Linked DNA regions of Homo sapiens: region 2 is linked to region 1. A link is a loop called in an ENCODE intact Hi-C map of the cell type or tissue named here. Cell type or tissue: dorsolateral prefrontal cortex. All regions are shown on one strand. Links, peaks and the distances in the headings refer to the core of each region. The heading gives the core; the rest is flanking DNA.

What was found. Hi-C counts contacts between places; a loop is a spot of excess contacts. Peaks named below come from ENCODE experiments on the same cell type or tissue, not always from the same donor. Only the 100,000 strongest peaks of a DNase experiment are listed, where the experiment ranks them.
Region 2: a loop joins it to region 1, with 2.8 times the contacts of the local background. A loop is called at or near these places in 41 of 110 quality-filtered maps.

Annotation. Positions count from the first base shown.
Region 1 is chr18:26,956,857-26,972,856 of GRCh38, reverse strand. The region is part of intron 4 of CHST9 (carbohydrate sulfotransferase 9); the gene reads left to right. It overlaps LOC124904275 (a long non-coding RNA gene), which reads right to left and starts at 2,574. Exons shown (of 2, transcript XR_007066323.1): 1 at 2,499-2,574. RefSeq lists enhancers at 15,123-15,709, 15,710-16,000. In dorsolateral prefrontal cortex, for the core only: a CTCF peak has its summit at 9,357; no DNase peak of the experiment used is centred there; H3K27ac peaks cover 1,689 bases.
Region 2 is chr18:26,796,651-26,812,650 of GRCh38, reverse strand. No RefSeq gene overlaps it. Among named protein-coding and RNA genes, the nearest start is that of AQP4-AS1, 61 kb to the left of the region's middle. In dorsolateral prefrontal cortex, for the core only: CTCF peaks have their summits at 7,833 and 8,034 (motif pointing left); a DNase peak (open chromatin) is centred at 8,010.

The DNA of each region.
Region 1 (16,000 bases), core at 5,146-13,145:
CCAAAACTGCATTTTAAAACACACACTTGAAAGGAAATCTGGTATCAGAGCCCGTGGCAAGGAAAAGCGCCATCCCCGGGTGAGCCGCCTCAGCTCTCATCTGGATCACTGTCTTGCTCGCCGCCGCCCCCTGCCTCCATCTTTACCCTCCCAGAGTCCATTCCCAACACAGATCCTTTATCAAGTTAGTGAAATCGGGTTATTTTTCTGCCTCCAATTCTGACACGGCTCCTTGTACCATTCGCAGGAAAAGGTGGAATCCCCAAGGCCTCATGCCCCAAACTCTGTCGGTCCCCATCTGCTCCACCACACTGGCTTCCTTGCTGCCTAAACACACGGCCATGCTCTCTCTCCCTTTAGGGCTTTTGCGCTCCTGCTCCCTCTGTCTAGAACCCTTTCTCCCAGGATAGCTGCATGACTGACTCTGTCACCTCCTTCAATTCCTTGCTCAATGTCACCATCTATTTTTTCTTCCTTTTTTTTTTTTTTTTTTTTTTTTGGAGTTGGAGTCTTGCTCTGTCACCTGGGCTGGAGTGCAGTGGTGCGATCTCGGCTCACTACAACCTCCGCCTCCCAGGTTCAAGTGATTCTCTTGCCTCACCCTCCCGAGTAGCTGGGACTACAGGCCCGTGCTATCACGCCTGGATAATTTTTGTGTTTTTAGTGGAGATGGGTTTTCGCCATGTTGGCCAGGCTGGTCTGGAACTCCTGACCTCAAGTGATCCGCCCGCCTCGGCCTCCCAAAGTGCTGGGATTGCAGACGTGAGCCACGGCGTCTGGCCCAATGTAACCATCTTAATGAAAACCCCATTCCCCTCCACACCCCTGCCACACCTCCATCACAACCTCCTCACCAAACTCTGCTTTTTTTCCGCCATAATACTTGTCATCTTCTAACATGTTCTACCATTTACTTACCTATCGTGTCTATTACTTATTGTCTGTGTTCCCCTTCAGAGACTGGAATAAGCTCCACCAGGCAGAAATCTTTGTCTGTGGGGAGTCGTGGGAGCTATCCATAGCCGTGGGAGCTATCCATAGCCATGGGCGCTCTGTCCTTCCAGGTCTAGTGGAGGAGTGGATTTCCCTGCCCGCCCCCCGAGCTGGGCGTGGCTGTGTGACTTGCTTTGGCCAATAGAAAGTGAGCAGAAGGGATGCGTGCTGCTGCTGCGGGCAGAGCTCTTTGCAGCCAGCACATCTGCCACGTCCATTCCTCCCTCTGACACAGCATCTGCACCTTTCTAGATGGAAGCTGCTCCACTGGGCTTGCTCCCTGAGTGATTAATTCGAACATTATTCCCCTGGCAGCCATCAAAGGACATAGAGTATGATAAATGAATAAACCTTTCCTTTTAAGCCACTGTGACTTGGCAATTGTTTGTTATTGCAACACAACCTAGTCTATTCTGACTATGTCTCACATGTTCAGGAATGCCTCCTGAGTACTGACAACAATGCCAGGTGCACAGCATATGCTCCATAAGTGTTTGTTGAGTGAATTTCTCTGTCTTTATTCTGAAATTTTTACACAGCATACTTTAAATTTAAATGTGCTAAAGTTGTCACCAATATCTAGACACCAGCTTTATTCCATTGAGTGAGTGTTCTATGACTGACATGGTCAACAATCAACATTAAGTACCTACTATGCAAGTTAGGTCTTTCTTAGGGCCCCAGAGGAATAAGCCACTGTGTCTACCTTAAGGTAGTTTGCAATCTAGTTGCAGAAACAGAAGATGTGCTCAGAATCATCTGCTCCACTGTGTAGTAGTGGGTGATACATCCTAAAACTGTCCTGAGAGTTCAGGGGTGGAAGCCACTAATGAGGATGAGGCTGGTGAGAGAAGGGGATAGGAGGCTACCTGAGCTGGGCCTTGAGGACATAGACAAGCAAAAATAGAGCTGAGAAAAGATTTCTGCCAGAAGGAACAACATTCAATCACACACAAGCAGGAATAGATCTTGAAACATTAGAAGGTAACATATATCACCATGGGTAGAGGCCAGATTTCTTTGATTGCAGTGATGGATGTCTATGTGCTGGCTCCACGACTTTAGATGAGTCAGTTAACTTCCCCATGCTTCAGTTTCCTTATTTATGAGGTGGCAATTATGATGATACCTTCCTCAGCCAGGCGCATTGGCTCACGCCTATAATCCCAGCACTTTGGGAGGCCGAGACAGGAGGATCACCTGGGCCCAGAAGCTCAAGTCCTGCCTGGGCAACATGGTGAAACCCCATCTCTACAAAAAATACAAAATTAGCCAGGTGTGGTGGCATGTGACTGTAGTCCCAGCTACTTGGGAGGCTGAGGAGGGAGAATCGCTTTAGCCCCAGAGTCAGAGGTTGCAGTGAGCCGAGACTGTGCCACTGCACTCTAGCCTGGCTGACAGAGTGAGACCCTGTCTCAAAAATAATAATAATAATAATAGTACGTACCTCAAAGGGCTGTTGTGTAGTTTAAATGAATCAATACATACAGCATTTAGAATTGTACCTGGCAGATAGGAAGCATTCATTTGGAAAGAAGAGTTGAGAGTTGAGCAGATCTCAGATTTTGCAAGATCTTGAATCTGAAATAAAGCAGTCTAATGTCATTCTATAAGCAAAAATACTTTCCATTTGCAGCTCAAAGATTTTGATCAGAAATCTGTATTTTAGAAGCTTAACATCACAGCAGGGTGAGTCTGGGTTGAAAGTGGGAGACACTGGAGGCAGAGACACTGGTTTAGAGGCAGACATGATAATCTCACTGTGGGCAATTTTAGGCACCCAACCATGGTAATGGCCAAGGAAGAAACATGCTGGAGACGCCCTGGAGAAGGTGCTCTGGACCTACCAATGGGTCATGTGGGAAAGGAAACAAAGAAGTAAATGGCCCCAAAATTTCAGGGTCTGGATGACCAAGAAATGTAATGATAACACTGACCAAAATGGTGAAGATCAGAGGGGAACAGATTTTAAGGGAAATATAACAAATTCTATTTTAGACACTAAAGTATCAAGATCAAACTATTTAGAAAGAAATTAGATACGATAAACTGAAGCTTAACTTAAGGCTACGCTCAAATGTCACTCAGAAAATCTTCCCCAAATAACTTATCTAAAATACCTCCCTCCTCCCTCACTCTCTAGCTCATCACCCTAATTTATCTTCTTCATTTCACTTCATGGCACAATAAGACCGTATACATTTGCTTATTTGCTAATTGTTTGTATGCTCCTCCCCAACTCTCTAATGTAAGCTCAGCAAGAACAGGAACCTTTTCTTCCTTATTCATTGCTGTGTGCGCAGAGCCCAGGAGAGTGCCTAGCCCGGTCGGTTTTCAAGAACTATTTTGTGGAATAAACTCATCTTTATCTGGGAGCTTAATTGCCAAATATATACTCACAACCCAAGGTCACCTTCAACCTGTATAGAGACTTCTATCCTTTTATTATTAGGGCTTAACACACACACACACACACACACACACACAGAGAGAGAGAGAGAGAATCAAAAAAGGAAGACTAGCTAGTAAAGAGTATTAAAATATAAGACTGCATAAATTCGTGGCCAGGCGCGGTGGCTCACGCCTGTAATCCTAGCACTTTGGGAAGCTGAGGCGGGTGGATCACAAGGTCAGGAGATCGAGACCAACCTGGCTAATACGGTGAAACCCCGTCTCCACTAAAAGTACAAAAAATAAATTAGCCAGGCACGGTGGCGGGCGCCTGTAGTCCCAACTACTTGGGAGGCTGAGGCAGGAGAATGGCGTGAACCCGGGAGGCGGAGCTTGCAGTGAGCCGAGATCGCACCACTGCACTCCAGCCTGGGTGACAGAGCGAGACTCCATCTCAAAAAAAAAAAAAAAAGACTGCATAAATTCAAATGAGAATGGTCAATGGAACAGAGTGAGTGTAGATAGACTTGAACCCATGTGAGGATTTTGTGTAAGTGAAGTGGTAATCAGTAGAAGAAAGATAGATGTTTCAATCAACATTTTGAGCAAAACTGACCAGCCACCTGGAAGAAAAACATATCTGGATCCTTTCCTCAAACATTAAACCAAAATAAATTTCAAATGTGTCAAATTTTTAACCATAAGGTAAGAAATCATCAAAATAATTGTAAAAGTCATAGAAGAAAATAGCTCATTTTTAAAAAACAGCTGTGGATTGAGAAAAGCCTTTCTAAAAATGGTATGAAATGCATGCACCATTGTAGAATATTTAATGAATATATACATATTAAAGACATCCACACACATGCAAACAAATTTTCATGACTTCAAAAGACAGCAGACTTAAAACTTATTTAGAATTTGGCACACAGGTATCTAATTTCTTTAAAGTGCAACAAAACTATTATAAATAAAAAGTAGATGTGTGGAAAATGGACAAGCTGTAGAAAAATAAACACCAATGGTTAGTAAACATAAAAGCACCGACCTCACTCATGATTTTTTTAAACGTTGGTTAAAAACATGAGATAGCAATGCCAACAGTTTCAAAGTCTGACAATGCTAAAGCCTAGAGGATGTGGGTGAAATAACAAACTCTCATAAATTGTTGGTGGGAGTGTAAATATATATTACTTATATAATATATCTTTTTTGGTCATGTAGCAATAACAACCAAAAATTTCAATTTCCATACTGTATTAGTCAGGGTTCTCTGGAGGGATAGAACAAATGGGATAGATGCATATACGAAGGAAAGTTTATTAGAAGAATTGAGTCACAGGACCACAAGGTGAAGTCCCACAATAGGCCGTCTGCAAGGTGAGGAGCCAGGAAGCCAGATCCAAAGTCCCCAAAGCTCGAAAGCAGGGAAGCCAATAGTGCAGCCTTCAGTCTGCGGCCGAAGGCCTGAGAGCCCCTGGCAAATCACTGATGTAAGTCCAAGAGTCCAAAGCTGAAGAACTTGGAGTCTGATGTTCGAGGGCAGGAAGCATCCAGTATGGGAGAAAGATGGAGGCCAGAAAACTTAGCCAGTCTAGTCTTTCCACCTTCTTCTGCCTGCTTTTATTCTGGCCGCACTGGCAGCTGATTAGATTGTGTCCACCCAGATTGAGGGTGGGTCTACCCTTCCCAGTCCACTGATTCAAATGTTAATCTCCTTTGGCAACACCTCACAGACACACCCAGGAACAACAATACTTTGCATCCTTCAATCCAATCAAGTTGACACAATATTAACCATCACACACACCTTTTGGCCACATAATTCCACTTCTAAGAATTTAACCGATAGAATATACTTGCATGAGTACACAAAGATTACAAGAAGTTTCATTGACAAATTGCTTGTAATAAGAAATTTCTAAACACATACAATAGTTATCTGCCCACAAAATTATAGGACTTCTATTCAGTAGAATACAATGCAGTTATTGAAAACAATGAGGTAGATCTATAGGGACCAACAAAAAGGTGTTTACAATATACAGGTATATTGTAATATACAAAAGCAAAAAACAAGTAGCTGAAGAGCATCTACACCATGGCCCTACTACACGTGTAAAAAGCAAAAAGACAAATATAAATATCCCTGTAAATGCAACATAAACTTTCAGAATGTTAGATAAGCAGTCCCTTATATAAGCAGCTTCCTACATAGCATTCAGAAAGCTTTCATTGCATATACAAGGATTTTTGTATTTGTCTTCTTGCTTTTAAAGACATAGGGGGTGTGACTAAGGGTGAAGTGACCCTTTTGATTTTTGCCTTACACTCTCTCAGTATTGGAAACGTCTTTCATGATGAATATGATTAGTGTTAGAATTCACAAAAGGAAGAATAAAGCCCTCAGTGTTTCAGTCACACTCTCCTTTTGACCCATCCCCCAAAAAGCGTATCTGTAGTGTCTGCCTGAGACTGAAATGACAAGTCCCCAGGCCAACCCGAGATATCTACCAACTGGAACATTAGGAAATCATGTCAATTTCCAGAATCTTCTGAAACTCTGCAAGAGCTTTTTTTTTTTTTTTTTTTAAAGAAAGTAATAATTAAGTATTGTTTTCTTATCTCCAGTAATCATCAAAAACTTAGCCAGGGACAACCAGAAATCCTAAAATAATTCATGTGCCTTAAAATAACCAACTTTCCTTCACTTGTTCAGTTGATAACAACTTGGGATCTTCTCCACCACTGCCAGGGGAGCTAGGAAGCTGAAAGAATGACTGGCAAGGCTGTGTCATGACAGAAAGGTCTGTGGCCAATCCATCTGAAGGTCCAACCATTCTAAACAGCTATGTCACAGGTACACATACAAGTGCACACATGAACGTGTGTGTAGTAAGAGAGAGAGATTCCAAGCCAGTATCATCATTTCATCAAAGACGTTTAAATCCAGAAGTACTATATGTATTATTTATATTCATGCCTTGTTTCAAAATCATTTAAGGCAAAGAGATGAAATTTTTAAAATCCCCAAAGATCTAGATTATTATTCTTGCAACTTAAAATGAGTGTATATTTCTGCTTTGGGGTCTAAGACACCAATAACATATTTTTAAGGCTTTAACTCGCTTTTGCTGTGCCTGATCTTTTCTAAGAATTTAAAAGAGATTTCTTTAGAAAAATGAAAGAATATTTTCAATTATACTTTGTACTTGATTTTTTAAAAGAGCTGTCATATAAAGCATAGTTTTATAGTGTCCCACCTTTTTAATACATCAGAAAAATCATTAAAAGTTGTCAAGATTGGATTTTCCTAACTTACCCTTTCTACACTAAATGATCAATTGAGTCTATCAATTGGGATTGCCAGACACTTTAGAAAGAAATAAAAACAATTAGTTGGGAAAATTAAAAGCAGCATTATGAATAAACTATTTACTTTTTGCCAAACTGTGCAACATTAGGCATAGGAACTGAGGCATGGATCATATTATGTCTATTCTGTTTTAATTGTCAATCTTGTCTCACTGGATGGTAGTCAGGGTTCCAAAGGGTTTTTTTGTTTCCTCAATGTCTACTTCTTTGACACCCTTTCTTGTCCTCCTATGAGATGTTTTCTTCCTGAGTCCCTCACTAGGCCTACCAGTTGACCATGAGGCTCTGATCTCTGTGAGTTTATTCAGCATCTGATGCTACTAGTATAAGATCTTCTTACCCTTAACTCGACAGATGATTTTTGCTGTTGCTGCAGGAGTGAAGAGGAGAGTGAACATGTGTTAAGCTCTTCTAGATACATGGCACACATTATTCATTTAGTCTTCATAGCAATACCATGCAGTAAATTTTATTGTTATCACATCTCTCTGATTTGCAATCAGTGGCTTAGAGATGTTAAATAAGTTGCCCAGTGTTGCTCAGCTAATGGTGGTAGCGCTCAGACTTGAACTTAGGTCTGTGAATTCCAAAACCCATGCTACAGGCCAGGTCAAACTAAAGGGCAAGCCAGATGGCCTGCTTCCCAGGGGTTCTAATCTATAAAAAGCACAGGACATTACTGGAGTAAATCAGTAATGTGTTGTCAGTTCACTGAGGTTCTCATACACAAATCTTCACATAGTTATAAACTGATGGCACTGCTATGGAGCTACACTGCTCCTGCAAGTGGAAATAACACTGCCACCAGCACAAGTACTTGCTACCTCAGTTGAGTATTTTTATGAAACACATTGCAGGCCGCACAGTGCAGCTTCGGGCCATGACCCACCAGCCAGGGGACACTCACATGAGTCTCATAATCCATTCACAGTCGGCTCAAATTCTAAACCCAAAAAATGCTGGTCCAATGCTTGTAATTGGGAATGCATTCAGTTGTAAATAGTTTTCATAATAGCTTCCCAAGAATTTCATCACTTTGGACAACTACAAATAATGAAGGAAAGAAATAAATCACGATTCTGGACATTAAAGCAGAGGAAACCCTCTTATTTTCTAGTCTAAGGCTCCTGCCATCGCCATCTGACCTTCCTTCTGACCACTAGGCAGAAAGACCTCCCATCTTCGCTCCTTTCCCTGTGCATTTGTCCCTCATGTCACCTCTTCCTCATCCTGTTTGCTTCATGCTCTCTTCTTCTGCTGTACTCTGAAACACAGGGTCAATCCTGCACATTTCCTTTAGTCTTGTTCTGGAAGGGCACAGCTCAAAGCTCCTCCTTCTCCAAGAAAGTGTTTTCCATCCTTTCCCACATCACAGCACACATGGAAGAAGGTGGTATTTGTGTAGCACACACAGTGGACAAGACTGCTCTGCTGGAGGTGGGAAGGCAATGAGCTTAGAGATTTGGGCTGGCCCAGGCCCTGACTGGTAGACCCAGAAGCCAGGGGGCAAATACAGAGGCATACCTGTTTACGGCCCACAGTCTGCTGCCTGAGAAGCTCTGCCCTGAAGAACACTAGAACTTCCATAACTGTAAGCTGGGCCTAGATCTGATTTTCTCACTTATTGTAAATACATCAAGAAAAATAAAGCAGCAGATATAAGTAACATGCACTAAATGGGAAATAGGAATTTGAAGTCCTATTTGTTTGAAGTCCAGAAAAATATTTGTTTCTGGAGAGAAATAATAAAACAGGTGGGCGGTTGAGAATGAACATACATTTCATGTAACCAATACCTTGTTAAGGTCGTCAACTGAAAATTATAAGAGCTGCCTCTGAAAACATCCATAAAGTATTGCACTAATTTCTTAGTGGCTAAGTTAGATATGAGCAATAAAATAAAGGAAATTATATGGATTTCTATTTGGTCTCCAATTTTTATAAAGCATTAGAACGTTAATAAATGTTGTCCAACTTGTGTTAGCCACATCAGCGTTCTGCTTCTATTTTTTATTTTAAATGTCTGTGGTTTTCCTTTAAATTAATCAAAAATGCTCTTCTTATGAAACTATAAGAAGAACTATTTGCTTCCCTGGCTACAAATATTTAGATTACATAATCACTTTTTCTTTCCTTCTTAAGGTTGTGTTAAGTGAAAGAGATAATGCATATAACAGTAGTGACTATATTTATTGAGCACTTACTATGTGACCTGCACTACTCTAAGTATGAAACGTGCATGATATCGTTTAGTCCTCATGAAAACCTCAAGAGGTAGGGATTGTCTCTGATAATCTCCATTTTAGAAGGCTAAATCAAGGTTTACGGATGCTAAGGAAATTGAATTGCCTGAAGTCACATGGCTACTAAAATGAAGAATTAGTCCTGGAACCCAGTCTCACTGACACCCAAGTTTGTGATCTTACTCACTACATTCTACTTTTACAAAATATTCTTTGAGTTGAAATAGATGTTTTCATTTGTAGAGACACTGAAATAATTGTTTCCTTTTTTTTTTTTTTTTAATACTCCTTAAAAACAGAAGCTGGAATCTGCGCTGCCCAGCACCCTAGGGCTCTGTGAAGTTTTTCCATTTGAACAGATGGGGGAGCTTGTAGGCAGCTAATCTTTTCATTCTTTGTGTTCTTAAAAATAGACCCAACGGCTCAGTAATAAGCACCAACATTAATGTTTGTTTAGTCCTGGTGATGACTTACCAGGACACAGAGTTTAGGAGTTTGGAGATCCTGCCAAGCTTAGCGGAAAGTGCACATCTAGAAGAAAAGGTGCAAAAGCAGCCCATGGTTCCAGGAAATGGCAGAGGAGTGAGTCCTTCATGTCAAGTTTTGGAAAAATGAGATTTATCAAATGTTTAATAGAAGACAGTTTGAGACAGTGGAAAGAACTCTATGTTGAGAGGCAGACTGACTTGGGTTCACATATGACCCCATGAGTGTTTTTGTTTGTTTCATTCACTCTATGCCCAATACAGTGCCCGGTACATAATATGCCCTCAGTATTTTCTGAACGAATGACTAAATGGGTGAATTAATAACTTACTGAACCCTCAATTTTCTCATCGAAGTAATGGGTGTTCCTCAGAAAATGTCAGCTTTAAAGTTTCAAATACACAAAAAAACTTTTACAAAACTGTTTCTCTGGCTTCATCCCATCTCACGAATGATTTCTAGAGGTCTTGAGTTTGTTCCACCTGACTCATAAACACACCATCTACCATCTATCACCTACCACCTGCCAGTTTTCTCCCCATTTATACCAGACACCTGCGGAGATACTGCCTGAAGCGGCCTTGGATCTCAATACCCAGGTGATAAGCAAACTACCCCAGGCGATGGTGATGCCACCAGCCTTTACTCTACCAGCTCCCAGCAGCTGCACCTGTCCCCAGGTGAAAGGCACCAACTATCAGTAAATGTCCCAAAGGAAACAGAGGCCACATTCAGATTGAGATAAGTTAAAAAAAGATTATATAGAAAGAGACTACAATGCTGAGCGCAGTGGCTCACACCTGTAATCCCAGCACCTTGGGAAGCTGAGGTGGGTGGATCACTTTAGGGCAGGAGTTCAAGACCAGCCTGGCCAGCAGGACAAAACTCCATCTCTACTAAAAATACAAAAACTAGCCGGGCATGGTGGCAGATGCCTGTAGTCCTAGTTACTTAGGAGGCTGAGGCAGGAGAATCACTTGAACCCAGGAGGCAGAGGTTGCAGTGTGCTGAGATCGCGCCACTGCACCCCAGCCTGGGCGACAGAGCCAGACTTGGTCTCAAAAAAAAAAAAAAAGGAGACTATAATTTGGGATAGGAGTAGAGGGAGCAGCAGACCACGGAAGATAGTATAGTAACCCCAGGTTAGTAACAGGAGAGTCATTAACACCCCAGGCTGGAAGAGTCAGTGGGTGTGAACAGTTATGGGAACTAGAAAGGGAAAATTCTGTAAGCTGTGTCTCAGTTTAAAAGCTGGAGCCTTTTGGCAGTTTTTCCTGACACCCCCAGGCCAACTTTGGCCCTCTTCATCTGAATGGAGACTGGACTTTGCCTTATTCCTATGGCAACTCTCACTCCGAATCTGTCCTGTGTGTCTCCCTGCCAGACTGAGAGGAGGGACTGATTATACCCTTTCGCCTTTGTATTTCCAGTAGCCAGCCCAAGACCAACACAAACTAGACTTTCAAACCAGGTATGAATGGTTGAACAAGTGGATGAATGAAGGAACGCCTGTCCTAATGTGCAAAAAAGAAAAGCATATTCAAAGCCTCACCCATGTTTCTTATCCAAAACAGAAACATTGTTCTCTTTAAATTGATGCAGTACCTTTTCCTAATAAAAAAGTTTTGAAAAGCAAAAGCAGGTCAGGCCCAGTGGCTTTCACCTGCAATTCCAACACTTTGGGAGGCCAAGGCAAGAGGATCGATTGAGCCCAGGAGTTTGGGAACAGCCTGAACAATAAAGCAAGACCTTCATCTCTACACATTAAAAAAATTAACTGGGTGCAGTGACGCATGCCTCTAGTCCCAGCTACTTGGAGGCTGAATTGGAGGGATTGTCTGAGCCCAAGAGTTCGAGGCTGCAGTGAGCTATGATTGCACCATTGCACTCCAGCCTGGGCAATGGAGCCAGTTGCTGTCACAAGGGCAAAAAAAAAAAAGGAAACAGATGTGCTTAAATTAAAAGTAACTCTTACTCCTTTCCCACCCGGCCTTAACGTGTAACAAAGTGCTAAAGTATATCTCCTCTGACTTCTTTACATATAATCATATGTACTTTAAAAAACATATTAGTTATACACATTGTTCTAAAAATACAATGGAGGTATTGTTCTCTAGCCTTACATACAGATATGACCTTATTATTTTTAATTGCTGCACGGAGTTGTGCCTTTCCAAGCTGGACACTGAAAGCAGAAACCAGAAAGGAAATGATGTAGGCTCAGAAGTGAGGCTTGAGTTCATCACCTCCCAGCTGCAATTCCAGGCACGTTAGTATCTGTATGCCTCATTCTTCATCATCTGCAATAGCCTTATCCCACAGAAGTGCTGGGAGAACTGAGTGAAGAATGTATCGATGTTGCTGGTATGTTGTAAGCGCTTACTGAATACTAGCCATTGCTATAATATTCTTTTATTCCCTAAACATTGTACACAAGTAAAGGTGAGTGACAAATTAGGACAAATATTCATAAAACATATGATGGGCAAAAATTATTATTACTAGAAGGAAGAGAATACTCCATTAGAAGAAAGAAGTCCTGGCATAGTGGTTCATGCCTGTAATCCCAGCTACTCGAAAGGATATGGCAGAATTGCTGAAGCCCAGGAGTCAGAGTTTAGAGTGAGCCCTGATCGCACCACTAACTCCTGCCTGGGCTCTGCCCTTAACCCATTTATGCTGGAGGTTGCAATTTTTTGAATTTTTGCAATCAGACCTTGGCAATGACCTTGAGCAGTAGGATATAAATAACTCCCATATGCTTAGCGTTCCAATAATGGAATGCTAGGCATAAACAATTCTGTTGTTCTCCGATAAATTCTAAACATTCCTTAGCCTCAGCTTAATAAATAAGGAAATCAGCCTAATTTTCTTCTGCTAAAACTTGCAATTGTCTTTTAACTCCACAACCAGTGAGAACTTAAGCTCTTACACCAAACTTCAAATTTGCTAGTTCCTGAGAATAAATCCTTGTGGTAGCTTAGAGAAGGAGTCTCTTCTTATTCACTATGGATGATGTAAAATTTGCATTCCACTATCTAAGTTGAATAATTTGAAACATCAAATTATTCAAATATAAATAAAATACAACCATTTTCCAAAGTTCAAATCTTGATATTTATTTCCCTTCAACTCGAGAGTCTTCTACGCTCTCTTCTCCCCATCATCTCTCTGCAGAAGACTGCCTGGTATTTTCCTGATATCTATTTCTGCCTCCTGTGGGATGTTTTACTGGTATTTTAAACCAAATAAATGCTAAACCGAGCTTATCATCCCACCTCCTCTGTTGCTCACCAAACTTACTTCTTTAAATTGGACCTATTTCCTTATTTTTACCTTTGCATTAATAGCATCTTCTCCCAAGTAACCAAGCTTAAAATCTTGCTCCTCTTTTATTCCTTTTTTCCCCATCCTAACCCCTCATCTGAATCTTCAAATCCATTTTACTCATACAATGTGCCCTACATTCATCTACACTTTTCCATCTCTTTGCCAGGATCCCCCATCCTCAAGGTTAATCTTCCTAGGGTACCATTTGGATCAATCTTTGACTCAAAATTATTCAAGGACTCCCTCAACAAATATTATGTCAAAAAATATTTCTTTAAGTATCTAGAGTCCTCCGTGATACTGGCCCATCATACAATTTTTGCTTTGTCTCTTATTACTTTGCCAATATACAGACCACCTTTAAGTTCAGTGCAACCATTTACTGTTCCTTAGACATTCCCTGATGTGCTTTTGCTCATGCTTTTCCTTCCAGGTAAAATACTGTTCCCCTAATCTGCTTCTGTTAATGTCCTATCCAGATCAAACGCTGTCTCTTCCATGAAGTCTTCCCAGGTTCCCACACCAAACATGAATCCTTTCTTTCTGTTTTTAATATGATTTCAACTTTTATTTTAGATTCAGGGGATACATGTGCAGGTTTGTTACCTGGGTATCTTGTGTGATGCTGAAGTTTGGGATACCATTGATCCCATCACCCAGATACTGAGCACAGTACCCAATAGTTAGTTTTTCAACCCTTCCCCACCTCCATCACTCCTCCCTCTAGTGGTCTTCAGTGTCGATTGTTTCCATCTTTATGTTCATGTGTACCCAATGTTTAGCTCCCACTTATAAGTGAGAACATGTAGAATTTGGTTTATGTTCCTGGATATTAATTTGCTTAGGATAATGGCCTCTAGCTGCATCTGTGTTCCTACAAAGGACATGGTTTCATTTTTTCATGGCTGCATAGTAGTCCATGGTGTATATGTACCACATTTTCTTTATCCAATCCACTATTGATGGGCACCTAGGTTGATTTCATGTCTTGCTATTGTGAATAGTGCTGCAATGAACATATGAGTGCATATGTCTTTTTGGTAGAACAATTTCTTTCTTTTGTATATATACCCTGTAATGGGATTGCTGGGTTGAATGGAACTTCCATTTTAAGTTTTTTGAGAAATCTTCAAACTGCTTTCCACAGTGGCTGAACTAATTTACATTCCCACCAACAGTGTATAAGCATTCCCTTTCCTCCATGGCCTCGCCAGCATGTGCTGTTTCGACTTTTAGTAATAGCCATTCTAACTGGCATGAGATGCTATCTCATTGTGGTTTTGATATGCATTTCTCTGATAATTAGTAACGTTGAGCATTTTTTCTTGTGTTTGCTGACAGCTTCCTTTGAGAAGTGTCTGTTCACATCTTTTGTCCATTTTTTAATGAGGTTGTTTGTTTTTGCTTGTTCAATTGTTTAAGTTCCTTATAGATTCTGGATATTAACCCTTTTGAATGCACAGTTTGCAAATATTTTCTCCTGTTCTGTAGGTCATCTGCTTACTTTGTTGATGGTTTCTTGAAGCTCTTTAGTTTAACTAGGTCCCACTTGTCAATTTTTCTTTTTGTTTTTTTTTTTTGCAGTTACTTTTGAGGGCTTAGTCATTAATTCCTTCCCAGAGCTGATGTCTAGAATCGTGTTTCCTAGGCTTCCTTTCTTTTTTATCTGTGCCAATCCTATGGGAATTTTCATTACTCCTCATTCTTTTAAGAGTCAAAGAACGTAAACAACTATAAGCAAATTTAGTATTTATATCCCTGTTATGCAATAAAGACAAAACAAAAGCCAGGGAAGTGAAGTAATTTGCCAAATATCATATAGCCTGGCAAAGTCAAGACTAGAAATGTCTGAGAATCAGGCGCAGTGGCTCACGCCTGTAATCCCAGCACTTTGGGAGGCCAAGGTAGGTGGATCACCTGAGGTCGGGAGTTCAAGACCAGCCTGACTGACATGGAGAAACCCCATGTCTACTAAAAATACAAAATTAGCCAGGTGTGGTGGTGCATGCCTGTAATCCCAGCTACTCAGGAGGCTGAGGCAGGAGAATTGCTTGAACCCAGGAGGCGGAGGTTGTAGTGAGTGGAGATCGTGCCACTGCACTACAGCCTGGATGACAAAGAGTGACCCCATCTAAAAAAAGAAAACAAAAACAACAAAAAAGAAAGAAAGAAATAAGTAGAATGTAATTTTTCATGTCATAAACATAAAATGTACCTAGGCACTTTTCTACCTTTCTTTTGCACAGGTGTGAGTATATGCATACATACCTGCCTGTTCACCCAACATAACCCACACATACACACACAATCTACTCACACCACAGCTATCTTTGCAAAATAGGTAACTACAACTCCAGAAGAAGATTCTCTGATAGTGGTGAAAATTGTCATTTATTATGACGATGATGATTGTGATTGCTATTGTCGTTATTAAAGTCCAGATCTGATGCTTGGCTATTTTTTTTTTTTTTTGCAGTGTAGTTATAAACAATGAATACAGGGTTTTAAAACAAAGGATCAAGGTAGTAGCTAAGTATGACAGCTAAAAATTCCTATTTCTAAATAGCTCTCAGTAGGGGATAAAAAGCAATTGATAGCTCTCTTTGGGACAAACGTACTGAGATAGCATGTCTACACTATCTATATTAGTACCTGGTCCTCTTAGCCATCTGTCAAAGAAACAGACTGACTTCAACCAACAGTTTCCATAAAACTCATTTTCTAGACAAAGAAACTGAGGTTTGACAGAGAATGAAGTATAGGCTTGGTGAGAGAGCATTCTGAGCTCCGTAATTCACTTAGCCTCTGGGCTCCTGCACCCCTCATCCTTTTTATTCTCAGTGTTTCAGGGCATTGTTCCTTCAGTTTGCACTGGGTTGGTTGGAGGTAGGCACCACAGGTTTGATTGATACAGCAATTTGCATCTCAAGGCATCGCTCGATAAATACAGTGCAATGAAAGGCTACTCTCTCACCAGCCAATTTCCCCCGCTGGGCTGACTTTAGAAGCTCATTGATGTCACTTCCTTCCTCAGTCAGCAAGTGAATTTTCTTTAATTCTCAAGACCAGCTGTCCATGCTGTCAACAGAAAGTTATTAAAATTCCTTTAAAGTGAATAAAAATAGCCTAAAAGCAAATGTACTTGGAAACAGGAAAGAATCAGTATGCAAAGTCCACAAACC
Region 2 (16,000 bases), core at 3,358-11,357, 160 kb after region 1:
TGTGCCAAAAAGGACAAAGGACTGCTTTCATTGGAATAATCCATAAATTCCAACTTCATTACTTCCACATTTCTTTTCTGAAAACAAAAAGAATGATTTAATCAGATAAACACACCTAACTTTATGCCTCTTCCATCCCTCTCACTGCTGCTGAATCTAGTCTTTGTCTTCAGGGCTTTCAATTCCTTGATCTTTACATTATCGCTGAATCCTCTACTACTTTTGTCCATTTTCTCAGTCATACTTTCAATAAGATCGTGGTTTTCCAGGACCCGTTTACCCACCTTCATACTTTCCCTTCTAATTTTTAATCTCACATTCTTCGAGTCAGCCATTTTGCTTTTGAGCCCCATTTTGAATACAGAGCATTACTGAGGGGGAAGTTCACATAACTGAGTAGATGGGATCTGCAGCATGTCCATGCCATCTAATTCCACTTGTCTCTGTCCACTGAGCCATCTCATCAATTATGTATACTGATCCCTATTGAGATTCTCTGTATAGCTCTTTGAAAACTTTTCTACCCTTTGCAAGTCCTCACCAAACTACAGCCATATTATCTGGTTCTTACTTCACTGAGACGCTAGATGACTTCAATTTGAACCCTTTAATTATTCTCTCTTAAATTTCCAATCTCCCTGCTTCTCATGGTTTTCCCCCTTTTAATCACATTCAACCAGAAGTGTCCTCTGAGACTAACCTTTTCCCTCAGGGTTTTATCTCACTCTTTCCCTCCTCGGGTACTTAATAATAATTGCCTCTCCTCACATATTCCGCCTCTCCCTGCCCCTGGGCACCTTCCTTCCTTGGTTTAAAAATACAACTCTTGGCCAGGCATGGTAGCTCACGCCTATAATCCCAGCACTTTGGGAGGCCAAGGCAGGAGGATTACGAGGTCAGGAGTTTGAGACCAGCCTGACCAACATGGTGAAACCCTGTCTCTACTGAAAAAAAAAAAAAAATTGGCTGGTGTGGTGGCGTGTGCCTGTAATCCCAGCTACTCAGGAGGCTGAGGCAGGAGAATCACTTGAACCCAGGATCTGGAGGTTGCAGTGAGCCAAGATTGCACCATTGCACTCCAGCCTGGGTGACAGAGCGAGACTCCATCTCAAAAAAATAAAATAAAATAAAATAAAATAAAAATAAATAAATTATAAAAATACAACTCTTCCCTTGAACCTTTTTTGTCATCAAGATTAAGTCCCATCCCGCTCCTCTTCTTTGTTGAGCTTCTGGAAAGGGTTGCTGTAACTCACTGTCACCACATCCTTCCATCTCTTTAGCCTTCTTATCACTGACTATTGGGTTTTTCAATGGCTTTTGGCTTCTCTAAGGCACCAGTATCCTCCTAATTACAAAATCCAAAGACCTATCCTTGGATTTTCCCTTCTGTCTCTCCTCAGTATCCAGCCCTGTTGCCATCTTCTTCATGAAACCCCTTTCTACATTGACTTTCAGGAACATATTGTCCTTTTACCACCCCAATTATTCCTCCCACTTCCTCTACTTCCTTTGCCTTGAAATTACCTCCAAGGTAACCATGTCCCCAGCACATGGGATACACAGGGATCAATGCAAATAAAACTCTGCCCCAGTTTTATCTGTAGAAGCTAACATTCTAGGGGGGATAAAAAATAACACAGTAATTAGGCAAATCATTTAGCATGTTAGAAGGTGAATCAGGTATAATTATCTCTCTTATAGATGAGAAAATGGACGCCTAAAAGAATGAATCATTTGCATGAGTACATATAATCAGGATCAGGATTACTCCAATCCAGCACCCTGACTCCCATCACCACGCTACACAACATCTCCAATGCCCGAGAAAAGACCTCTGGAAAAGAACTTCCCTCGTAGAAAAGGATTCTGTGCAGCTGAGCCTGACTTTTCCCTACACTTTCCCTAGTGCATATTCCTTCTTTAGGACCCTGACACCACAATACCTAGTCTGGGTAGTATGTTACTCTCCACATAAAATTCCAACCCAAAATAGAAACGAATCACCTAAAGATGGCTTTGTTTTCCTTCACTCGCATAAGAAAGACAGACTGAAATTTTGAAAAATGTCAACACCTAAGGAAAAATGTAACTTAAAAGTATGAAGAAAATACACAAATCATACAAAAAAAGAGGCATGAATACGGTTAATCTTATGAAGTACAGGGTTCTGATTTAGGCAGGAATACCTAAGTGACTCATGCAACCCACCCATTCCATCCTTCCCTCTGCTTTTGGAAAATGTCTATAAATAAGTTCCCCAAGACTTTTGTGTTGTCTACTTCAAAGCTGGGGCACACAGCGGAAGGCAGGCTGAACTCCCATTGTAAGCCCATGATCTGGTCCTTGCAGGTACAAGTCATTAACTCCCCCTCCTATGAAACAGTTATCATTATGCTTCCACTCCTTCACCCAGTCCCCATTAAACTAACGGTCCTACCAAATAAAGTCTACCAAGTAGAAGTTCTCAATAGAATGACAACTTAACTAGGTGAGGATCCATAAAAGTTAGTTTAGTTCAATTAAGCAAACAATTATTCAGCTCCTATTACATGCCAGGTCCTGATACAGAGTAGTCATTTAATCAATATTGGTTGAATGAATAAATGAATAAACGAATAATTAAATAAATGCCTTGTTGTGTGCTAAGGCTACAAAGGCGAATGAGACATATCCCAGCTCTCAAAGAGCAAGTTCACCTCTCAGGCTGAACATGTACACACTCAAACTTCAGCATATTCAAAAATGAGCTATTCATCTTTTTTTCTCTCTTTTGAGACAAGGTTGCACTTCGTCACCCAGGCTGCAGTAGTGTCCTGCTTCTGGTTCACTGCAGCCTCCACCTCCCTGGGCTCAGGTGATCCTCCCACCTCAGCTTCCTGAGTAGCTGGGACTAGAGGCATACACCACTAATTTTTGAATTTTCTTTCTTTTTTTTTTTTTTTTAGAGGTTTACACCATGTTGCCCAAGCTGGTCTTGAACTCCTGGGCTCAAGTCATACTCCCACCTTGGCCTCCCAAAGTGCTGGGACTAGAGGCATGAGCCACCACGCGTGGCCTTCATCTTCTTACTAAAAGTAAACTTTGTTCTCCTTTCTTACTTCCCTTATGTTCCCAATCTCATTTAACCTCAGAGTTATTCATACTTCCCTCTCCGTGGGCCCTGACATCTTCCAAGTCCATGGCCTCATTTTCCTTCCCATGATCACTTTCCTAGGTCATGATTTATGAGTTTTCATCTGAATAATTGCTGTACCTTCGTGACTGGACACTCCAGCTCGTCTGTCCTGTCCTCCACCCTCACCCATGCCACCTACTCTCCACCTTGCCCCCAGAATTGTCTTTCTAAAACGTAACAATCTCAACAACTTTCTTGTTCAAAAACAATGCTGACTTTTCATCATCCCCTACTGTGGTAGTCACGCCATCCATGATAAAACAGCAGCCTCCATCTCCAATCTTACTGAAACCATACTCCCTTTTCTTACCTGACTTCCACACACCCTTAGCCCAACCTCATTGGATTATTATCTGCCCTAGAGCAGGTTCTACTCCCTTCAGCCTCTGTGCATACATCTGGGCCATCCCTTCCCCCTGAAATGCCCTGACTATGGGCCATGGCCATTATGGTTCTATACCTCCTCCAAGGCCTGACTCTAATTCCTTCTACTCCAAGGCATCTTCCTAATTGGAGCGTCCTCTCTCTCCTTTATTTCTCTCAATGAAATCCATTCATACTTTCATTATGGCATGTTTCACAGTTTTCTCATGTTAGAATCACTAAATGCCTCTGTGAGACTTTGAGCCCCAGGAGCTCTTAGACTTTATCTAACTCATCCATATAATCCCCACAGTGCTCATTCCAGTTGTGGCTGAATTGGCTGGGTAGTAAAATATTTTGTCTATAACTGAACTGAGCATACATAGAATGATGCTAATGAGAAGTGACTGAGGTTTAAACCTGATTTTTAAATAGAATAAAATAAACAGTTTCCTTTGCATGAAGAGGAGTTAGTACCCTGGTCATGAACTCTCTCAATCTCATCAGTCTTCCAGGAAATACATAGTCTTCTGGGAAACCCCCATAATTTTCCTACAAATGCAAAGCCAGATTCACAGGGGAGACTGGTGAGAGAGTTTCACAAACTCAAGCTTAATTCTTCACTACTACATACACAACTCAAGGCACAGGCCCTGCAGACAGTAGGTCAGTAACAGCAACACTTAAAGACAACCCTAGTAAAGGACAAACTTGGTGGAAAATAATACAAAAACATACTTTTAACTTGTCCAATGCCAGTTTCTGAACAGTGCCAAAATATCACCTCTTGAAGATGAGAAGGCATTGGAAGAAGGGGTAAAAAGAAGGGAATTGAGACGTTAAGGGTATTGAGACAAAGAGGAGGACCCACTACCATCTGCCATGTTCTGCAACCTAATGTTTCCTTCCTGGACACCAATATGGCCCTTCACACCCTCTTGATTTGACCAACAATTTCTGCATCCCATCCCTGGTCACACATTAATGGTTAGCCTGCCACTTTCTTGGATAACTACATGGGGTGTGGCATCCCCTTTAGACCCCTGACTCTAGCTGTTAGTCATATCTTTGATGGGAATAGAAAGATTTATGGCCCTGATCCCATATTCCTAAATCACCTCCAGCTGATCAGTCTACTGGTGAAAGAGACTCAAAAAGATGAATCTAGAGAAAAGATTGCCATGAACAATATGTACTTGCCTGATGTGTTCCCTCTATATCAACCTCTACATTAACCCACCAATGGTGGCTTCAGCCACAGGATATAGGAAGATCTGAACATGCAGGGCCATTTCTCCACAAAAGAAACAGGACAAAAATGGAAGATAATTCCTACTTGCTGGATGCCCTGACATTGACATCCCCTCATTCCTTGAATTTACAGTCAACAGTAAACTTGCACAATCGAAGTTAATCCTAACATAACCTCCTCATTGAAACTCATAACGCTGTCAGGTTCTTTTATCCCACCCTTCGCGTAATGCACACCTCCAATCTTGCCCCACGTGAATAATTTCACTGTACCATTACTGATACCAGCATTCAAATGATTTAACAAAAAACATAGCAAATTTTTTCTTAACCCAAATCTAGCTGATCAAAATTCTGATTAAACTTTTGCACAAAAAAAAATTTGAAGAAAAATTTAAAGGACAATGAAAACTAATAGATATTCAAGTTTTTAGAAAATAAACTTCTAGAGACTGTCCCAGGATCAATCCATATTTAGCCCAATTTCCTGCAACTTCTCCATGTAAAATATCCTACAATGAGAATTTATAGTCTGACTGGCAACCCTCAGGCACTGTAAAATTCTTAATCATCAAAAATGCAATTATGCTCACTATACTGTAATTACTAAGGAAAGAGTGCACTCATACATTTTACAAAGATTTTCTAAAGAGAGGAAATGGTAGGTGGTGGGGGGAGAGTTTCTAATTAACTTTCAATTAATCAGAAATTCAAGTATAACCAGAAAACTCCACTTCTTAAACATTCCATGAGCACTTGCTATGCACCAAGCACTCAATTACAATAAATTGGTAAAGTGCAAAAAAAAAAAAGGCCATTTCCTAATTGATAGATGGAACCCCTTTCTGGAAATTCAATTTAACAGATGATTCCACTCTGGGTTTGTACATCAAGGGAGGTCATATGTAAGTACCCAAAGCTTTGAAATTTTTCAACATTTTAGACGTCTACATCCAAATGAGATAGCAAGAATAGTTTACAAGTTTTATCTTCTGAAATCATGAAGGGTTTCTGTTTGCCATAGGAATGTTTTAACTGTAATGCAGCGTTTCAGTAGGGACACACCATTTATGCTGCAAGTGACACACACACACACACTCAAAAACCCTCAACTCGGACTAAATTAATAAAGGATATTTGTTGAATCGTAGCTGAGAAGGCTGGAGGAAGATGCGGTGAGTTTGGATCCAGCAACTGGAAAGATATTGCCCAGGGCTAAGTTCCATCTCTCGCCGTTGGGCTGACTTGCTCCTAAAGCTGCCTCACTCCAGATCTCACATTCTCAGGCTTCTTCAGGCAGAGGAAGGGAGGAGTCTCTTCCTATAGCGTTTGGAAGAAGTGCTACATTTTCCTTACCCAGAAACCCCAGCAAATAGCTCCTCAAGTCTCTATGGTCCTGATTTGTTACAGATCCTTCAATGAGCCAATCACAGGGCCAGAGCAGATGGGATGGTCCTGACATTGGCCAATCAGGGGCCACTCTGGAACCAGGGTAGGTTCAATCTTACCCAATCACACAGGGCTGAGAAGGAAGGAAGGTAGTTTCCCCAAAAGAAACTTGAAGTACTTTTAAGGAGAAAGGGAGATTGATGGCTAAAATATAAATACATTAATGTCTAACTAGACTGCCAAATACAAAGCAAACTCTGAGGGCTTTACTCTTACTTGCCAGTCTTGGCATCAGATCAATCGTAATTTTCATATCAGAACTTTTTTTAAAAACATGTTTATTTCATGGAACTTTCCAGAGTGAGGGGTGAGAGGGTAGAGATAGCAACCTAAAGCTGCCCTCATTATTCTAGCATTCTGGTATACTGGGGCAAAACATCAGAGACCCTGGGCATGAAATCTCAATTACCTCTTTGGAAAAAATAGAAACTAGTGGTCAGTCCCCGGAATACATAGATCAAAATTTTTTAATAATACTAATAGCTGACATTGGTTATGTGCTTGCTATGAGCCAGGCACTATCAGCCCATTACATGCATTAACTCATCTAATCCTCACAGCAACTCTAGGAAGTTGATCCTGTGATTGCCCTTATATTACATATGAGAAAACTGAGGCAGAGAGAAGTTACCTTATCCAAGGCCACACTCCTACGAAGCGGAAAGTCCAATATCTGAACCCAAGCTGTACCGCTAGAGGAAGAATAGGTCATGATTCAAGAGTCCAGGGCTTTATTCTGGAGTATAATTTGCCTGTTGGTGGAAAGGAACATTTCTGGATTTGATCATTGGTGCTGCTACTTAAATCTTCTCCAATCCAGCTTCAGGGGAATGCATTCCAAATTCCTAGAGTCGGAGAACTATAAAATACTAAAAATCCAAGGTCAGCCTCTTGCTGGGAGCCCAGCAAGAGTACCTTTTGCCATAGGAGTGATGGGCTCAACAAAATATTAATAACAGCAGGAGAGGCAGGGCCAGCGTGGGCAGCACAGGTGTCTCTTCTTTGGGTGAGAAATCAGAGTGAATAGTGCCAGGTATAATAAAAAGAAACTGTAATGGCCTCCAAGGAGAAGAGCCTGTGCTGCCAAAAACTGTCAGGAGTAGGATGGGGAATTCAGGGACTTCGCCCTTAGATTCTGCTGGGTGGAGGATCTGAAACCAAAGACTGTTATTGCCACCCTTATGATTGTAAACTGCACTTTGCAATTTGTCCCTCTAGCCGGTGTGACCTGAGAAAGTAAAGGTTACATATTATGGGACATAATTAAAGGAAAAGTATTACATTAGCAGATGCTGAGAGTCCTAGCAATTACCATGATTTCATTTTTTAGCTATTCTTTTCTACTTTTTGCCCAAACATTAGACGACAAGGATGGAATTCTAGAATGGCATTTGTTATAAAACACACCAGCCCATTACACTAATTCTCCTGACCCACTGGAAATGGAGCGAATACAAAAGACAGAGTCTTCAGTCCAAACCCAGTGCAGATTCTGACATGCACATGTGATGAAAATCCTACAGCTGAAAGAACTAAAGCAGCAGGGGCTAGCCAGCTCAGACACCACAGGAGGGCAAAGAGAAGCTGAATGAGCAGTCCATGCAGCTGAAGACCAAATGTTGAAACAGTGTCAAAGGTGCATTAAAATGCCTGCTGCTGGTTTCCATGCACATTGTCTTCTGCAAGCTTAAATGACTGAAAGAAAGATCCAGGAAAGGGACCAGGAATTTCTGCCTTGGTGTCCAGGCTCGCTTCCACCCAGCCTAAGTGACAGCTGGCTGCAGTGTGCCTGCCACCTAATGGTGACACCAGTTGCTTTTTTATTTAAGAGGCTGATTGCACTTTTCAAAAAATCTAAATTTCTTTCCTCACTCTAATTTAAGTGAAATGATAGGAGTATAAATTGCTTTGTTACAGTTCCAAACAGTAGCCCTGCTTGAATTTTTTATGGCTCTAATGAAGATCCTGAGTATCCTTTTAAATATTAAAATTCAGATTAAATATCAACTAGATGTAATGACAGCTTAAAAAACGTTATCAGTACATTGCTATGCTTAATGAATATAAAACACGAAAAAGGCTGGGCTTCATTTACTGTGCTCCTTCCAACCCAGGAATTTCAGCCTAAATTTCCCGACACCTTCATTTTCTCCCTGAGTCCTATGTTTTAGCTGTTAAATGGGGGTGCAGCAAAGAGTTTTAGAACCAAACATTAAAATTAACAACCCTTCTTTAAGAAACACATTTTCTGCACCATCATTTTCTCTGGCCACTTATTTCTTCTTTGCATTTTATGCACACGTCTCATCAAGATGTGTTATTTGAAGGCTGCGCCCCCAAGTATGCTCTCTCTACCCAGATCTTACATCAAAGAGGTGAATTGTTAAGGAATTTACACCACATTTGGAATCAGGGTAAAATTACCAGAGAAAACAAAGGGCTAAAAACCCAATATCACACTTCATCAGGAAAAGTAATGGAAGGTGGGTCTTCCTAAATCATTTGAAAAAAAAAAATACTGTTCTGATGGGACAGAAAAAGCAGTCTCCTGGTAGTCTGTGGTTCTGCAGCTCCACCCCTTGGCAGGTGCTAAAAGTAAATGATTTCTGCATGAGCCATCCTGGATTTTTTTTTTTACATTAGATGTGTATGTGTGTGTAAAAATTTTGGTTTGGGGGATATTTTAATCTGCTTGACTGTAGTGATCATTTCACTATGTATATGTATATCAAAACATCATGTTGTACATCTTAGATATATACAATAAAAATATATTAAAAATAAATTTTTAAAATATTAAGTTTGAGGACATGGAGGATAACCAAGAGGGTGACGGAGCTGGTTTTTGGCAAGGAATCATTGAAGCAAAACTGTGAAAGGAGACATAATGATATTTGCTTTCTATTATAGGATTATCTATGCAAATGCTTTAATAGCAATTGTAATGGCATTAAATTTGCTGCCTCAAAGTGGTGAGATGATGAGATTGAAGGACACAAAATCAAGCAATTTAACCATAAGTTGGCATTTTATCCTTTCACTTTCAGCTGTCCCTCGCCACATTGGTAAAAGCTAAATGCTCAGATCACTGCCAGTCATTTTTTAAATTCTGGATGTCTTGTAAACCAAGCAAATCTCCCTACATATGCAAGATCCATGGTGACATCACACAACCACATATTAATAAATTTTTATACAACATCCTCAAAGGCAGGATAAATTATATTTAAGAAAAATAATACCTTGGTTAGAAATAATGGCTGGTATTGCCAATAAGTAAGAGGAAGCAGTGTAGGGAGAGGGGAGTGTAGGGTGCTGTGGGATGGCCTCTGCCTGCAGCTGTCTGCAGCCCAACTTGATTTGTTACCCAACTTCCAGAAAGAGCCTTAGGCTGCCAGGGCCTGGCTGAGCCACAGAGGCTGAATTGGGACATGCTGAAAAAGGCCGACCACCTCATTGCTGTGTGCTTCTTCAAGCCAGAGCTTGTTTTCCTGCCTTCCAGAGAGGAAAAGTAGGCTGTTGGAGCCTAAGCTGTGTCTCCCATGAGCTCAAAGAGCTGTGGCTTAAAGTCTGTGGCTCTGGGCTTATGAGTTGTCAGCCACTTCAAAGGCACTATTGGGGTCTACCTTGGGATTGTTTCCCTTTTCAACCTTTTTTGTTTTTAGCTTAGACTTCAGGCCGTTTTGGTCCTTGATAAATTCATTATTATAATTGTGGTCAATAAAGAGGTTTCTCATAATGGACAATAAATAGGTAACAACAACTCAAAGGGGGATAGTTTCATATCTAAAATCCAGGTAAGAAGGTTAGAAGTTTCTGGACCTGTGTTAGTTCCTCAAACATTTGTACACATCTTCAACATGGTGACTCACACTTTCTTCCTATTATAAAGCACTACTATTGTGTATTGCCGCTTGGCTTACTCCCACTCCTAGAGATCCTAGTTGTAAAAGACGGAGTCTAGACAACAGTATTTTTTTAAATTTTCCCAGATATATCTATTGTACTGTCAGGATCAATGGTCCTAATTTTATTTTATTTTACTTTGTTTTTATTTCTAATTTGTTATTTTTAATTTTTGTGGTTACAAAGCATCTCATGTACTCATACTATGTGTATATATTTATGGGGTACAAACTATGCTTTTATATAGGCATGCAATGCGTAATAATCACATCATGGAATATGGGGTATCCATCCCCTCAAGCATTTATCCTTTGTGTTACAAAAAACCCAATCACACTCTTTTAGTTATTTTAAAATGTACCATGAAATTATTATTGACTGTAGCCACCCTGTTGGGCTGTTAAATACTAGGTCTTGTTCATTCCTTCTAATTATTGTTTTTGTATATTTTGACCATCTCCACCTCCTCCCCACACCCCTGCTATCCTTCCTAGCCTCGGGGTAATCATCCTTCTACTGTCTGTCTCCATGAGTTCAATTGTTTTGAGTTTTAGATCCCATAAATCAATGAAAACATGCAATGTTTGTCTTTCTGTGCCTGGCTTATTTCACTTAATATAATGACCTTACGTTCTATCCATGTTGTTGCAAATGAAAAGATCTCATTCTTTTATACAGCTGAATAGTATGCCATTGTGTGTAAGTACTACACTTTTTTTTTCCATTCATCTGTTGATGAACACTTCAGTTGCTTCCAAATCTTGGCTGTTGTGAACAGTGCTGCAGCAAACATGAGGGTGCAAATATCTCTTCAATATACTGATTTTCTTTCTTTTGGGTACATACCTAGCAGTGGGATTGCTGGGTCATATGGTAGCTCTATTTTTAGTTTTTTGAGGAACCTCCAAACTGTTGTTTGGAGTGGTTGTACTAATTTACATTCCCACCAACAGTGCACGAGGGTTCCCTTTTCTCCACATCCTCGCCAGCATTTGTTATTGCCTGTCTTTTGGATATAAGCCATTTTAACTGGGGTGAGATGATATCTCATTGTCATTTTGATTTGCTTTTCTCTGATGATCAATGATGTTTAGCACCCTTCCATATGCCTGTTTGCCGTTTGTATGTCTTCTTTTGAAAAATGTCTCTTCAAATCTTTTGCCCATGTTTTAATCAGATTATCAGATTTTTTTTCATATGAAGAGCTCAGGTTATTAGATTTTTTTCCCTATAGAGAAAAAATTTGGTTATTAATTTCTGTCAGATGTATAGTTTGCAAATGTTTTCTCCCATCCTCTGGGTTGTCTCCTTGCTTTGTTGTTTCCTTTGCTGTGGAGAAGCTTTTCAACTTGATGTGATCCCATATGTCCATTTTGCTTTGGTTGCCTGTGCTTGTGGGGTATTGCTCAAGAAATTTTTTCCCAGACCAATGTCCTGGATATTTTCCTCAATTTTGTTTGTTTGTTTGTTTTTTGTTTTTTGTTTTTTTGTAGCTGTTTCATAGTTTGAGGTCTTAGATTTAAGTCTTTAATCCATTTTGATTTGATTTTTGTATATGGTGAGGGATGATCTAGTTTCTTTCTTCTGCATATAGATACTGTTTTGCCAGCACCATTTATTGAAGAGACTGTCTTTTCCCCATGTCTGTTCTTGGCACCTTAGTTGAAAATGAGTACACTGTAGGTGTGTGGATTTGTTTCTGGGTTCTCTGTTCTGTTCCATTGGTCTATGTGTCTGTCTGTTTTTATGCCAGTACTATGCTGTTTTAGTTACTATAGCTCTGTAGTATAATTTGAAATCAAGTAATGTGATCCCTCTAGTTTTGTTCTTTATGCTTAGGATGGTTTTGGCTATTCTGGGTCTTTTGTGCTTCCGTATAAATTTTAGAGCTGTTTTTTCCATTTCTGTATGTCATTTGTATTTTGATAGGGATTGCATTGAGTCTGTAGATTGCTTTGGGTAGTATGGACATTTTAACAATATTTTTCTTCCAATCCACAAACATGGAATATCTTTCTGTTTTTTTTATTTTTGGTTTTGGTTTTTTTGGTTTTTTTTTTTTTTTTTTTTTTTTGGTGTCCTCTTCAATTTCTTCCATGAATACTTTAGTTTTCATGATAGAGAACTTTCACTGCTTTGGATAAGTTAATTCCTAGGTATTCAATTTCATATGTGGCTATTGTAAAAGGGATTACTTTTTTCTTCGGTATAGAAATGCTACTGACTTTTGTATATTGATTTTGTATCCTGCAACTTTACTGAATTTGTTTATCAGTTCTAATAGTTTTTTGGTGGAATATTTAGGTTTTTCCAAATAAAAGATCATATTATCTGCAAACAAGGATAATTTGACCTCTTCTTTTCCAATTTAAATGTCCTTTATTTCTTTCTCTTGTCTGATTGTTTTAGCTAGGGTTACCAGTACTATCCTCAATAACAGTGGTGAAAAGTGGGCACCCTTGTGTGTTCCAGATTTTAGAAAAAAGGCTTTCATTTTATCCCCATTCAGTGTGATACTAGCTGTGGGTCTGTCATATATGGTTTTTATTGTGTTGAGGCATGTTTCTTCTATAACCATTTTTTGAGGGTTTTTATCATGAAGGGATGTTGAATTTTATCAAATGCTTTTCCAACATCAATTGAAATGATCAAATGGTGTTTGTTCTTCATTTTGCTGATATGATGTATCACATTGATTGATTTGCATATGTCAAACCATCCTTGCATCCCAGGAATAAACCTTACTTGGTCATGATGAATGATATTTTTAATGTATTGTTGAATTCAGTTTGCTAGTATTTTGTTAAGGATTTTTGCATCATTATTTATCAGAGATATTGACCTGCAGTTTTCAGTTTTCTTCTTTTCTTTCTTTCTTTTTTTTTTTTTTTCTTTTGATGTGTCTTTGTTTTTGGTGTCTGGGTAACACTGGCCTCACAGAATGAGTTTGCAAGTATTCCCACCTCCTCTATTTTTCAGAATGGTTTGAATAGCCTCTGCTATTTTTCAGAATAGTTTGAGTAGAATTTGTATTAGTTCTTTAAATTTTGGTAGAATTTGGCAGTGATGCCATTTGGTCCAGGACTTTTCTTTACTGGGAAATTTTTATCATGGCTTCAATCTCATTACTCTTTATTAGTCTGTTCCAGTTTTAGGTTTATTCATGGTTCAATCTTGATAGGTTGCATATGTCCAGAAATTTGTCAATTTCTCCTAGATTTTCCAATTTATTGGCAAATAGTTGCTCATAGTAGCCATTAGTGATTCTTTGAATATCTGCAGTGTCAGTTGTAATGTCTCCTTTTTCACCTCTGATTTTATTTATATGGATCCTCTCTCTTTTTTTCTTAGTCTGGCTGAAGGTTTATCAATTTTGTTTAACTTTGCAAAAAACCAACTTTTTGTTTTATTGATCTTTTGTATTGTTTTCTTCATTACAATTTCATTTATTTCTGCTCTGATCTTTATTATTTTTCTCTACTAATCTTGGGTTTGATTTACTCTTGCTTTTCTAGTTCTTTAACATGCATCATTAGGTTGTTTATTTGAAGTTTTTCTTCTTTTTTCTTTTGACACAGGCACATATAGCTATAAACTCCCCTCTTAGTACTGCTTTTGCTGTATCATAGATTTTGGGATATTGTGTTTCCATTATCATTTATTTTAAGAAATTTTTCAATTTCCTTCTTAATTTCTTCATTGACCACTGGCCTTTCAGGGGCATATTGTTTAATTTCCATGTATTTGTACAGTTTCCAAAATTCCTCTTGTTACTGATTTCTAGTTTTATTCTGTTGTGGTCAGAGAAGATGCTTCATAGTATTTCAGTTTTTTTGAACATTTTAAGACTTGTTTTGTGACCTAACGTACGGTCTATCCTTCAGAATAATGCATGTGCTGAGGAAAATAATGTATATTCTGCAGTCCTTGGATGAAATGTTCCATAATATCTATTACGTCCATTTGGTTCATACTGCACATTAAGTCTGATATTTCTTTGTTGATTTTCTGTCTGGAAGATCTGTCCAATGCTGAAAATGAGGTGTTGAAGTCTCCGTCTATTATTGTACTGGAGCCTATCTCTCTCTTTAGCTCTAGTAATATTTGCTTTATATATCTGAGTGCCCAGCATTTGGGGACATATATATTTAAAACTGTTATACCTTCTTGCTGAATTGACCCCTTTATCATTATACAGTAACCTTCTTTGTCTCTTCTATAATTTTTGTCTTGAAAGCTATTTTGTCCAATATAAGTATAGCTACTCCTGCTCTTTTTTGGTTTTCATTGGCATGGAATATGTTTTTCCATCCTTTTATTTTAAGTTTATGTGTATCTTTACAGGTGAAGTGTGTTTCTTATAGACAACAGATTAATAGGTCTTGATTTTTTGTCCATTCAGACAGTCTATGTCTTTTGATTGGAGAGCTTAGTCCATTTACATCCTATGTTAATATTGAAAATTAAAGACTTCTTGATATTTGTTTTCTGATTATTTTGCGGTCTTCTCTTCTTTCTTTTCTGTCTTCCTTTTAGTAAAGGTAATTGTCTTTGGTCATATGATTTAGTTCTTAATTTTTATTTTTTGTGTATCCATTGTATGTTTCATGGTTTGAGGTTACCATGAGGCCTGCAAATACTATCTTATAACCCATTATTTTAATCTGATAACAACTTAACACTGTTTACATAAAGAAACAAACAAAGAAGCAAGCAAAAAGAAAACTAATAAATACTCTACGTCTTAACTTCATTCCCCCACTCTTTAACTTTTTGTTGTTTCTATTTATATCTTATTGCACTATGTCTTTAAAGGCTGTTGTGGTTAGTATTTTTGATTCATTCATTCTTTAGTCTTTCTACTTAGGATAAAAGTAGTTTACACGCCATAGTTACAGTGTTATAATATTCTGTGTTTTTCTGTGTACTTATTATTACCAGTGAGTTTTGTACATTTAGATGATTTCTGGTTTTGGTTTTGTTTTGTTTTGTTTTGTTTTGTTTTGTTTGAGACGGAGTCTCACTCTGTCGTCAGGCTGGAGTGCAGTGGCGCGATCTCAGCTCACTGCACCCTCCGCCTCCCAGGTTCAAGCGGTTCCCCTGCCTCAGCCTCCTGAGTAGCTGGAACTATAAGGGCGCACAACCATGCTCAGCTAATTTTTTGTATTTTAGTAGAAACAGGGTTTCACCATGTTAGCCAGGATGGTCTCCATCTCCTGACCTCGTGATCTGCCTGCCTCGGCCTCACAAAGTGCTAGGATTGCAGGCATGAGCCACTGTGCCCAGCCGAGATGATTTCTTATTGCTCATTAATGTCCTTTCCTTTCTGATTAAAGTACTCCCTTTAGCATTTCTTATAGGATGGGCCTGGTGTTAATGAAATCCATCAGCTTTTGTTTGTCTGGGAAAGTCTTTATTTCTCCTTCATGTTTGAAGGATATTTTCACTGAATAGAGTAAAAGTGTTTTTCCATCAGGACTTTAAATTTGTCATGCCACTCTCTCCTGGCCTGTAAGGTTTCCAATGAAAAGTCTGCTGCCTTTGGTTTGGAGCTCCATAGAATGTTATCTGTTTTTTTTCTCTTGCTTCTCTTAGAATCCTTTCTTTATGCTTGACCTTTGAGAGTTTGATTGTTAGATGGCTCGAGATAGTCTTCCTTGGGTTAAATCTGCTTGATGTCCTATAACCTTTTGTATGTGGACACTGACATCTTTCTCTAGGTTTGGGAAGTTCTCTGTTATTATTCCTTTGAATAAACATTCTACCCTTATCTCTTTCTCTACCTCTTCTTTAAGGTCAATAACTCTAGATTTTCGCCCTTTTTTTTTTTTTTTCTTTTTGATGGAGTCTCCC